Regions from separate parts of the Mus musculus genome. Here region 2 is linked to region 1. The links are chromatin loops, found by intact Hi-C in ENCODE. Cell type or tissue: heart. All regions are shown on one strand. Links, peaks and the distances in the headings refer to the core of each region. The heading gives the core; the rest is flanking DNA.

What was found. A loop is a pair of places that touch in the nucleus more often than their neighbours do. Peaks named below come from ENCODE experiments on the same cell type or tissue, not always from the same donor. Only the 100,000 strongest peaks of a DNase experiment are listed, where the experiment ranks them.
Region 2: it touches region 1 in a loop (4-fold over the local background); 8 of 42 quality-filtered maps call a loop at or near these places.

What each region holds. Positions count from the first base shown.
Region 1 is chr1:43,193,905-43,199,281 of GRCm38, forward strand. It overlaps a transcript of Fhl2 not described here. Among named protein-coding and RNA genes, the nearest start is that of Fhl2, 33 kb to the left of the region's middle. In heart, for the core only: no CTCF peak of the experiment used is centred there; a DNase peak (open chromatin) is centred at 3,097; H3K4me3 peaks cover 2,004 bases; H3K27ac peaks cover 2,070 bases.
Region 2 is chr1:43,244,573-43,249,949 of GRCm38, forward strand. Gm29040 (a long non-coding RNA gene) reads right to left here. Exons shown (of 3, transcript XR_003947809.1): 3 at 3,586-5,377. Among named protein-coding and RNA genes, the nearest start is that of Gm29040, 14 kb to the right of the region's middle. In heart, for the core only: no CTCF peak of the experiment used is centred there; DNase peaks (open chromatin) are centred at 659 and 3,229; H3K27ac peaks cover 2,178 bases.

The DNA of each region.
Region 1 (5,377 bases), core at 279-5,278:
CTGGCCGTTCCTCAGAAAATTGGACATAGTACTTACTACCTGAGGACCCAGCTATACCATTCCTGGGCATATACGCAGAAGGTGCTCCAACATGTAACAAGGACACATGCTCCACTATGTTCATATCAGCCATACTTATAATACCCAGAAGCTGGAAACAACCCAGATGCCCCTCAACAGAGGAATAGATACAGAAATGTGGTACATTTACACAATAGAGTACTACTCAGCTATTAAAAACAATGACTTCATAAAATTTGCAGGCAAATGGATGGAACTTGAAAATATCCATCATCCTGAGTGAGGTAACCCAGTCACAAAAGAACACACATGGTATGCATTCACTGACAAGTGGGTATTAGCCCGAAAGCTCAGAATAGCCAAAATTCACAGACCATATGAAGCTCAAGAAGAAGGAAGACCAAAGTGTGGATGCTTCAGTGATTCTTAGAAGGGTGAACAAATTACTCACAGGAGGAAATATGGAGACATAGTGTGGAGCACAGACTGAAGGAAAGGCTATCCAGAAACTGCCCTACTGTGGGATTCATCCCATATACAGTCACCAAGCCCAGACGCTATTGTGGATGCTGAGAAATGCTTGCTGACAGGAGCCTGATATAGCTGTCTCCTGAGAGGCTCTGCCATAGCCTGACAAATACAGAGGTGGATGCTTGCAGTCAACCATTGGACTGAGCACGGGGTCCCAGATGGAGGAGTTGGAGAAGGGACTGAAGGAGCTGAGGGGGTTTGCAGCCCCGTGGAGGGAGCAACAGTGTCAACCGGTCAGACCCCCACCCCGGACCTCCCAGGAACTGGACCACTAACCAAAGAGTACACATGGAGGGTCCCATGGCTCCATGTGGCAGAGGATGGCCTTGATGGACATCAGTAGGAGGAGCAGTCCTTGGTCCTCTGGGGGTTCAATGCCCCAGTGTAGGGGAATGCCAGGGCAGGAAGGTGGGAGTGGGTGGATGGGTGGGGGCACACCCTCATAGAGGGTGGGGTTGGGGGGGGGAGTCCCGGAGGGGAGACCTGGAGAGGTGACAACATTTAAATGTAAATTTAAAAAAATCCAATAAAAGAAAAAAAAAAAGAAAAAAACCAAAGGGAACTAGAAACCCTAAGAATATAATTTTATCTCTTATTTTGGTGCCAAAAAGAGACTTAAAATCAGTACCAGGGTCACTTTATGCCAAGTACTAAGTATTTTGAGATGAAGAGAAAGGTGTCTACACTCTGGGCTTGGAAATTGAGGGAAAGTACAGAGTGTTCTAGAATTTTGGAGGGAAGGTTCTAGAAGTACTAAGTAGAATGACAAAATCTACAAGTTCAAAACTTGCTTAACAACAGGTTGGATCTGGACAATCAGAGGACCCTATCAGGGGAGATTGCATAGCTCTTAGTAGACATTCTATCTTATATTTTCTTAAGGCTAGCAAGGGCACGCCTAACTTGATAATAGAAGGTTTGCCCAGCAAGACCCTGGATTCCATCCCTAGCTTTTCCGTGCTTGGAAAACATTTATTTCATTATTGATTTTTGTGTGTGTTTGTGTGTGTGTGCGTATATGTGTCATTATGTATCTCTTTACACACACGTGTATGTGTATGTGTACATGTACATGCTGATCTACAGAGGCCAGAAGAGGCCAGAGAGGTCCCTAAAGGTGGATTATAGATAGTTGTGAGTTGACTTCTGGGATCCAGTTAAGATCAGCCAGCACTCTTAACCACTAGGCCAGCTCTCCAGTCCCCTAGTCTTTTTTAACATTAGAAAAAGTTCCTAAAATGTAATGATCTGAACTGATTAGTCCTCCACTCAATGAAAACCAAAGGCTTTTGTAAAATAGGCTGAATCCTACTGTGTATTTGACTTAATCATGAAACATTTGAATATCAGCCTAGTAATAACACAGAATCCAATTTACATTCCCAGAGAAAGAAGAACACAACAACAAATCTGTAAACTGTACCTGTGAGGTAAAATCATATGAGCCTAAAACTTGGGTTTTATGTTTGAGCTTCAGAATTATAAACAAACAAACCTGGGTTGAGGTTTTTTTTTTTTTTAATTATGGTAAAATTCATCACATAGAGTCTGGCAAGGGATCCTTCTATAAACTATATCATTGCCATCTGTGTCATTTTATCAATATTGAGAATGTTATGCAATCTGCCAGAGCATCATTCAGTCCAGTACAGCTTAACTGCAAGAAATAGTAAAATCTGCACATAGTCCCATTAAAGTACACAGTAGCTCTGGACTTTCAAACTATCAGCCCTAGCATGTAAGTCATCTTGTATAAACATGCTTTCCCAGAGTAATCAGACACATCAGTAATTGGCCTGTCCACCCAGGCCTTCCGGAAATACTGGGATGGGGAGGGGAGGGGGGCTCAAGTACCTTGCTGTTTGACCCTATCTTGTGTTTATGTTAGAATTTTTCTTCTTCCTTTGCTTTCTCTTTAAAAGCTCTTCTGGCTTTCAGTTCTGTTTCCCACCAAGAGAGGTCAAGGTGAGGAGGCACCCTGGCTCTTCTCAGCATCCAAGTGGCTGTTTGGGGAGCTGGGGTCCTGAGGTCCCAGTGCCTGCCTGGGTCTAAGACACTCCCTTTGTGCTGAGCACAAAGCCATCTGAGCCCAGTTGGCATTTATGTATGGCCTGAATGTGCACTGGAATTGACTGGCATGAAGAAACAAAGAAACAAAGACCAAACAAACAAACAAAGTAAATGAGATCCTTACCTGTGATGTTAGAGGTCAGAGCCCTTCCTTCTGCCCAGCAACCAGACCAGTGGGGATGAGGGCCAGCACTGTGCAGGCAGGCCCTGGGCTTCATTGGGTTGCTTTAATGTTGTGGGACTTTTGTCAGCAGAGTTATAAATAAGGCATGTCCACTGGCCCAGCCCAGTAGATAAGAGTCCAACCCTGGCTCCTGCAAGCCTTTTTTGGTCTCTAAATGCAGAAAGTCATAGGCTCCAGTTGGGAAGGGGCTGCTATGCACGTCCCCATTTGGCCTGCCTGTTTCAAGGACACCCTCCCAGGACCTCACATGTATTCCAGTAATATAAGAGTAACTGCAAGAGGGAGGCTGCTTGGTCCAGAACTTCTCAGTGTATACCCCAGGGCTGTATGCCTCATTGGAGGCTGCAGACAGCTGGCACAAGAGTGGGAGGCACTTCTCTGGGGATACATGAGCACGTCCAAGGGCTCAGAAGGGAGAGCCTGGTGTTTGACGCTCCCTGTTGGAAACAGTTTACTGACCTTCCTTCCCCAGCTTACACGGACAAGGGCATCTGCCTACGTGAGTATTCTAGAAAGCCCAAAAGGATTTGTGGGATATAGCACCAGGCACATGTTTGGCTGTGGACTGGAATTCATTTCCAGAAAGGCATGCCTTCTCTCTTATCCCTACTCATGAGTGACTAGTGATTCTGTGTGGGACTGAAATGGAGGGTTTATTGGAGTCTTTGACAGAGCCATGTGCCAGAAGACTACTCCAGAGCCTCCTTAAGTTTCCAATGTCTGAGTAGATGGTCATGGCATCTCATGCCCCTGCCTCCATCCTATCCCTAGGCTGTGTGTTTGGCACTAGCTACTGAGTTCTCACAGTAGATTGGCTTGGGTCAGTTCATCCCACTGCAGGGGTATGGACAGATAGTAGGCGAGGACAGTTCTGTAGATTCTTTTTCATTAGGAAGTGTGGCCTTGTTGGAGCAGATGTGGACTTGTTGGAGGTGTGTCATTGGGAGTGAGCTTTGTGGTTTCAAAAGCCCACACCAGACCCAGACTCTCCCCTCTCCCCCTCTCTCTCCCCCCTCATCTCTCCCTTTCTCTTTCTCTCTCTCTCATCCTCTCTCCCTCTCCCCCCCTCTCTCCCCCTCTTTCCCATTCTCTCCCTTTCTCCCCCTCTCTCCCTGTCTCTCTCTTCCTCTCTCCCTCTCTCCCTCTCTCCTTCTCTCCCCCTCTCTCCCCCTCTCTCTCCCTCTCTTTCTCTCTCCTCCTCTCTGCCCTTCTCTCTCTCTCTCCCTCTCTCCCCTCTCTCTTTCTCCCTCTTTCTCCTCCTCTCTGCCCTTCTCTCCCTATCTCTTCCCCTCTCTCCCCCTCTCTCTCTTTCTTCCTCTCTCCCTCTCTCTCCCTCTCTCTCTTTCCCTCTCTTTCCTATCCTCCCCCCCCCCCCTTTTGGATCAGGATTAGGATTTAAAGCTCTCAGCGACTGCTCTAGCACCATGCCTGTTTGCTTCCTGCCATGATGCTAACAGACTAATCCTGCTTTCTGCTGTCATGCTCCCCACCATAATGATTATGGAATAAACCTCAGAAACTGTAAGCAAGCTCCCAATTAAATTCTTTCTTCTATATGAGTTACCTTGGTCTTGGGGTCTCTTCATAGCCATAGAACAGTGACAAAGACACCTCTTCCCTTTGCACAGATCATCCCAGCAGAGCTGGTTAATGTTTTATACCCTCAAATGGGAGGAGGGGTAAAGTTTCCTTTCAAGTGTCCAGCTGCTCCCTGCCAACTGGTGACTCTGCTCCTGGCCTGGAAGAGGACTAGAGGGATATAGAGGCTAGGGAAGGTTAGGAGGCAGGGTTTTCCATCTATCCCTGTTGGGAAAAGCTTTCAAGAAGGGCAGGAGTTGTCTTGGATCAGCTCTAAGTAACTTTACCTTCTGCGTCTGTGGATTCAACTGTGGGTTGTGGAAATCTTGGATCCAGATGAAAAATACTACCCACCAAGTTGCATCTCTGGAATCCATTTTTTTATCCCTATGATCTAAGGTATAGAATGGGTTCTCAAAGTGTTTCTGTCAGATGGCTGTCATGAAGAATGGCCTGGGATAATTCTAAACAGTGGTGGCTCAAGCCACCACTGGAGCTGAAGCCTCAACCCCCTAGACTGTCTTTCTGAATGGGGTTGACAAAGTCCTTGGGTTGACCAGCCTTTCCTGCCTCTGGTGTCATTGACTGATCCATGGGCCTCAGAGTTAGTCTCTCAGCTCCTGCCACCCCCTGGCTCTTACTGCTCACTCTACTCTGAAGCAGACTACCAAGATTATAATTCATCTTTCCCAAAGTGTGTTATAGAAATTATAACCACTTTCCTTTCCCCTAAATGCAGCCATAAAACTTAAAAGTACCACACTAATTCTTCCCGGGGTTTTTTCCCCTGGAGGGAAGAAAAACTGTACAGAGGACTCAGCAAGAGCCTGGACATCCAGGCCTGGCTGGATTTCCCCACTCTACTTCCATTTCCCTCACACCTCTGCTTGATCACATTTCTACCTGTCCTTCATAGATCTATATACAAACATTAGTAGCCTCCTAGTTTCCAGTCTACAATCTCCTGTGTCATATGGAACTGGGATCAAATGC
Region 2 (5,377 bases), core at 127-5,126, 51 kb after region 1:
GCTTGTGTGCAGCTGACTGAAACAGATGCAGATGCTCACAGCCATACATTAGACAGAAGTCAGGGACACTTATGGAAGAGTTAGGGGAAGGATTGAAAGCCCTAAAGTAGATGGGAACCCCAAAGGAAGACCAACAGAGTCAACAAACCTAGAGTCCTGAGGGCTTTCAGAATCTAAGCCACCAATCAAAGAACATACATGGGTTGCAAAGGCCTCTAGCACATATGTAGCAGACAGGCAGCTCAGTTTTCATGGCTGTCCTGGCTGATCTCAGTGGTAGAGGTTGCAGGTAATCTGGAAGAGACTTGACGTGCCAGGTGGGGGGGATACCTAGGAGACCCCCACCCTCTCAGCAGAGAAGGGGCGAGGGAGGGACCCCTGTGAAGGAGGGACATGGGGAGTAGTGTTTGGGATGTAAATTAATTAATTAGTTAATTAATTAAAAAAGAAAGCAAAAACAAAAGTATGGGTTCCCAGCATGCAGTGGGACAGAAACAAAAATAGACAAGTTTGGAGCAGAGAAGTCCTGAGTATTTCAGCTGGAAAATAACAGACTTGGAAATGCATGCTCTGCAGAAAGAGAAGACACTGAGGTCCAGGACAGCGTGCATCTCCAGCCTCCAGCCCACACAGGCTCTCTGCCTCCAGCTGTTATTGGAGCCTGGCAACAGATTCTTCTGGCTTCCCTAGGGATCTATGAATCTCAGAGACTCAGTTCTAGACTGATGTAAATTCACATGAGCTTTGCGTCTAGCAATTTCAAACTATCAGCTGCCTTGGATACCTGGCTAGTGTTGAAGGCACATGGCTAGGAAACCTTTAAAGTTCTTTCTAGAAATCAGTAAATATGTCGTATAAAACAATGTGTCAAAATTATATCAAACAACAATAAAAAAACTAAAACAAACAAACAGTAACCCCAGAAAACAACCAGGGAAGTCTGGTGTTATTTTGTTAGTCTAATATAAAGGGTGATCCCCTGAGGGTTCCATGGGGCTAAAAGTTTTATGGGTGACGCCACTTGGTTCAAGATCCATGGTTGCACTGACTAAGATGGTGAAATCACTTGGTTATGACAATTTTCATGATGTCACAAACAAAGATGGTGGAAGGTAAATCCGATGGTTGCATCCATTTTGGTGAAGTGCTCAGCCAACATGGTTCTGTTTTATACAATTCTGAAATGTTTTTCTCTATTTTAAACTTTCAAATGTCTAATGGAATTTTCATCGCTACTATTACAGTTTTATTTTTAAAACTTCTCGTTTGGTATTTGAATGCTTTCTTAAAGAATGAATTCTTTTCTTGTTCAGTGAACAATTATCTCCCCCTTTCAGCATGATAATTAATTATTTTGAAATGTCTTTCAATTTCAATATTTTTTATTACAACTACTTTAACTATCGGTTTCGTTTGCTACTTTTATGTTACAGAGTTTTCTTAAATCCTTGGTCTTTGTAGGAATACCTCTTTTTCCTCAAAGTCCCAGCAACTTTTACTCATTCTTTATAATCCCAAATATCCTTTAAAAAGAAAGTCAAGTTACATTTTTGTTATTTTTATTCAAGATTAATTAAATATTAAATTCCTTTACTGTATTTGAAAAGTATTTTAAGAGCTAAAAGTTCCATTTCCTGAAGTTTGAAGAATATAATTTTAGGACACAACTCTAAAGTAATTTTTAAAATACCTATTTCTGGCCTGAACCTTGTAGAGGGAGGGGGTCACTCTTGTGTTTGGGGTGGGGTCACTCTTGCAACTATAACACGTGGGAGGTTGAGATAGGAGGGTTGCTTCAAATTTCTGGACAGCCTGAACCACATAGAGAGATCAGCATAAACTACAGAGCTAGATGATCAACAACAGAATGAATGAATGACTGAATAAAAATATTCCTGGCTGATTTATTGTTTTCCAGTGTTAGGAATCAAACTCGGGGCCTAAAGCATGCTAGATAAATTATCTATGAATTATGTACACATGCTTTTTTATGACATTTTAATCTTGACTTCCGGAGGCTGACTTAGAAGAAAATATGTTTGTTGTTGTGGAAAAGAAGCTTAAGGCAGAAAGTGGGGTAGAAATCTTAGAAGTCATCCCTGAAGACTTCTAAGATGAGGAATCTTGCCCCGGTGACTTGAGGGCATCATGGAGGGCTTGCTGTGTGCTAGCACCACAGGACATGACCGCTTTCCATATATTATATTCAATCTTCAAATCACACACACACAAGATTTAACATTTTGTGTGTGTGCATGCAAACTCAAGCATGCACACATGTATGCTACTGAGTGTACACGGTTCCCAGGAGTCAGAGGGCAACTTGTAGGGGCTAGTTCTTCCTTTCCACCTTGCGAATTCCAGGGCTTGCACTCTATTCGCCAGGCTTGGTGGCAGGCATGTTTACCAACTAAGCCATCTTTCTGGCCCTAGTCTCCAAATCAATAATGTAGTGGAAGCAGGCTCTGAGAAGTCAAGTAAGCTGGTCTGGTCTATGTTGGAAGTGATAGGGCTAGACTTCAAGGCTAGGTTTGGCTGACTCCTAACCCATGACTTGCAATGCTGTTCAGTCCTCAAACTGGAGTCTAAGGCATTTCCTCAGGTGAGGTAATGGTCTGTCGTCATTTGAATCAAATGCCACCCCCCTGAATAGATCTAGAAGATGTGGTTTTCTGGAGAAAGGATATCACTGGAGGTGAGCTTTGAGAGCATAAAGACTTATACCATTGTACCATTTCTAGTTCACTCTCTGCTTCCTGCTTGAGGTTGACAGCGTGACCTCCATTTCCAGCTCCAACCGCCACGCATTTGCTCTGTCCATCATGGATGCTAATCCTGATGGAACCGTAAGCCCAGATTCACTCCTTCATCTGTAGGTTGTCACAGTCATAGTATTTTGTCACAGCAATAGAGAAGTAATTTAGTGTCCTTCAGAAAGAAGAGGTAGAGATGAGCTAAGGTTTTTAATGTGATTATTTGGGAAAATTGTTCTTATATTTTATACTTGAGGACTTCTGGGACACATTGGAGCAACACCAGCTCTTAATGGAGCCTCCTCTGACATCACGTGCCCTTCCTATTTTCAGATGTAGTTTTAGTGAGAGGAAGGCTGACCTCTCCTCAGAAAGGCACTGGCTCTGACCTGCCTGTTATCTGAAGCCCTGCTTTCACAACTCCACACTTTTGGTCTCTCCATCAGTAGCTGTCTGCTGGGAGTTCTCATCTGGCTGCTTTGTTCATGGTGCTTCAGAGGTGATGAGCTGTGTGTGAGGCCCCTTCAGATCCAGGGCCCAGGAGGGACATTCCACAACAGGGCCTGTGGGCAGAAACAAGAGACTTCTGGAGGATTTAGGGGTTTGCTATAAGAGGGAGGTGTGCACATGGAAACCAACCAACATGTTTGTGACTGTACTTTAGGCAGCACCAGAAGGACAGGGCAAGCCTGCACTGATTTGGATGGCTTGGAGTTTTCAATTTTCAGATTTTTTTCCCTGTTGCTATTTCATGTATTCAGACTTGAGAATTGCTTACTAAGCTGAGTTGGAAACTTATATTTGAAGTGGCAGGAGACCCCCTAGGTAAGAGCAGGACCCTGCTACTCTAATAGATGTATGATCCATTTTTTCCCTTGTATAAAAAAATTCAAGGTTCCAATTGGAGCCTTAGTAGGAAGATGTAAAATTCCAGTACAAAATCATGCTTGCTGGCCTCTTGTGTCTTGACAGTATATTGTAGTGCAAGTCAGATAAGTTCCTCTGGTGGTAGACAGTTCTTGAAAGTACCCCAAGGGGTAGAGACAGAACAGTTGCTTCTGGAAGCATCTTAGACTATGGTTTTCCAGTCTGAACAAGAATGTATCTACAACGAAACATTTGCAGTTAGCTGGGCAGCAGGCACATCCAAGACCACTCATAACCTGGACGGGCAAATGGATGTGTCCTAACTTTTAGCCATAGAGGGGAGGTGACAGTCCCAGCTGAAATTATAAATAGTTAGTATACTTCTCTGAAGAGAGGCAATCTGTGGCTATCTCAAGTTGCAAGTTAGCAGAGTTCATAGGAAAGCAAAGTTTCCAGTTGCCCTTTTGATAAACACATTCTTGGAAAGGGCTACCTACTGAGGGACCCTGGGGAAGATATTTTGAGCAGTCTGAGGCTGTCTGTCTGCACTCTTTGTTCTCACAGTTTGAAGTCCTTTCCAGTTTAATTATCAGGAATGAGGAGTTAGCATCCAACTGGCAGTTTTGATCAATATCTGTCAGCTAGGATCTGGTGGGCACCAGAACATGAAACATCCCAAGGCCTTCACTGCCCTATCCTCTGGTCACAGGGATACGAGGAGTTCATAGAGGTGTTTATCAGTGCCCACTAACATGGATTTTTGCTTTGTCTCTTTTTATTAGTCCTTCCATCTATACTGTCCTGACCCCAGCATGCGGCACACACAGTCATACCTGCTGCTGAAGTTAAGGACGTTTAATATATAGTTTATGCACCAAATAAACACTATGACCTCAGTTACGTATCCCTCATGTACAATCTTGGTCTCAAAGACGCTGTTTACCTACATTGTCAGTCTGATTCTCTTTCTTGACCTTACTACCATTACTGAAGTCTCAGGTCATTGGATCATGGAAGACATGAGGCTTCAGAACTACCCTTTAGTTTTAATAGTAAATAAATCTTCTGCAACTCATTTGCATCTTAGTTCTCCCAGTATATCTTAAGTCCTCTAAATATTTGAGAACTGGTTTTGACCACTGCTGAATCAAATCTCCTGCCTGGTTTTAGAGTTGCTGGATGGGAAGAGCCACACCCCTTCTGTGCAGTGGTGTTGTCTGTCTTCTAACACTACCACCACCTTCTCATTTCCCACAGTGCTATTCACTTGAGCCATATGAAATTGCCACCATGTGAAGATCAGTACAGAGGAATAATGAGAAGTGTTTACCTCCTGTAAACACTATTGTCTTGGTTACATGGTGACAAAGAGACACCATGACCAAAGCAACTTATAAAAGAAGATACTAATTGGGGATTACAGTTTCATGCCTATCATGATAGGAGCATGGCACAGGCAAGACAGGCATGGGGACAGAGCAGTAGCTGAAAGCTTACATCTTGGAATAACCACAAGGCAGAGATAGATAGCTGGGAATGGCATGAGCTTTTGAAACCTCAAAGCCTACCCATAATGACACACCTCTTCCAAACAAGGCCACACCTACTAATTCTTCCCAAAGAGTTCCACTAACTGGGGACCAAATATTCAAACATAAGAGCCTACTTAGGCCATTCTCAACCATTCAAACCCCCACAATACCTCTGAAGTTCCCTTTCAGCCTCCAATCTTATACATTACATAGGTGTACACACTA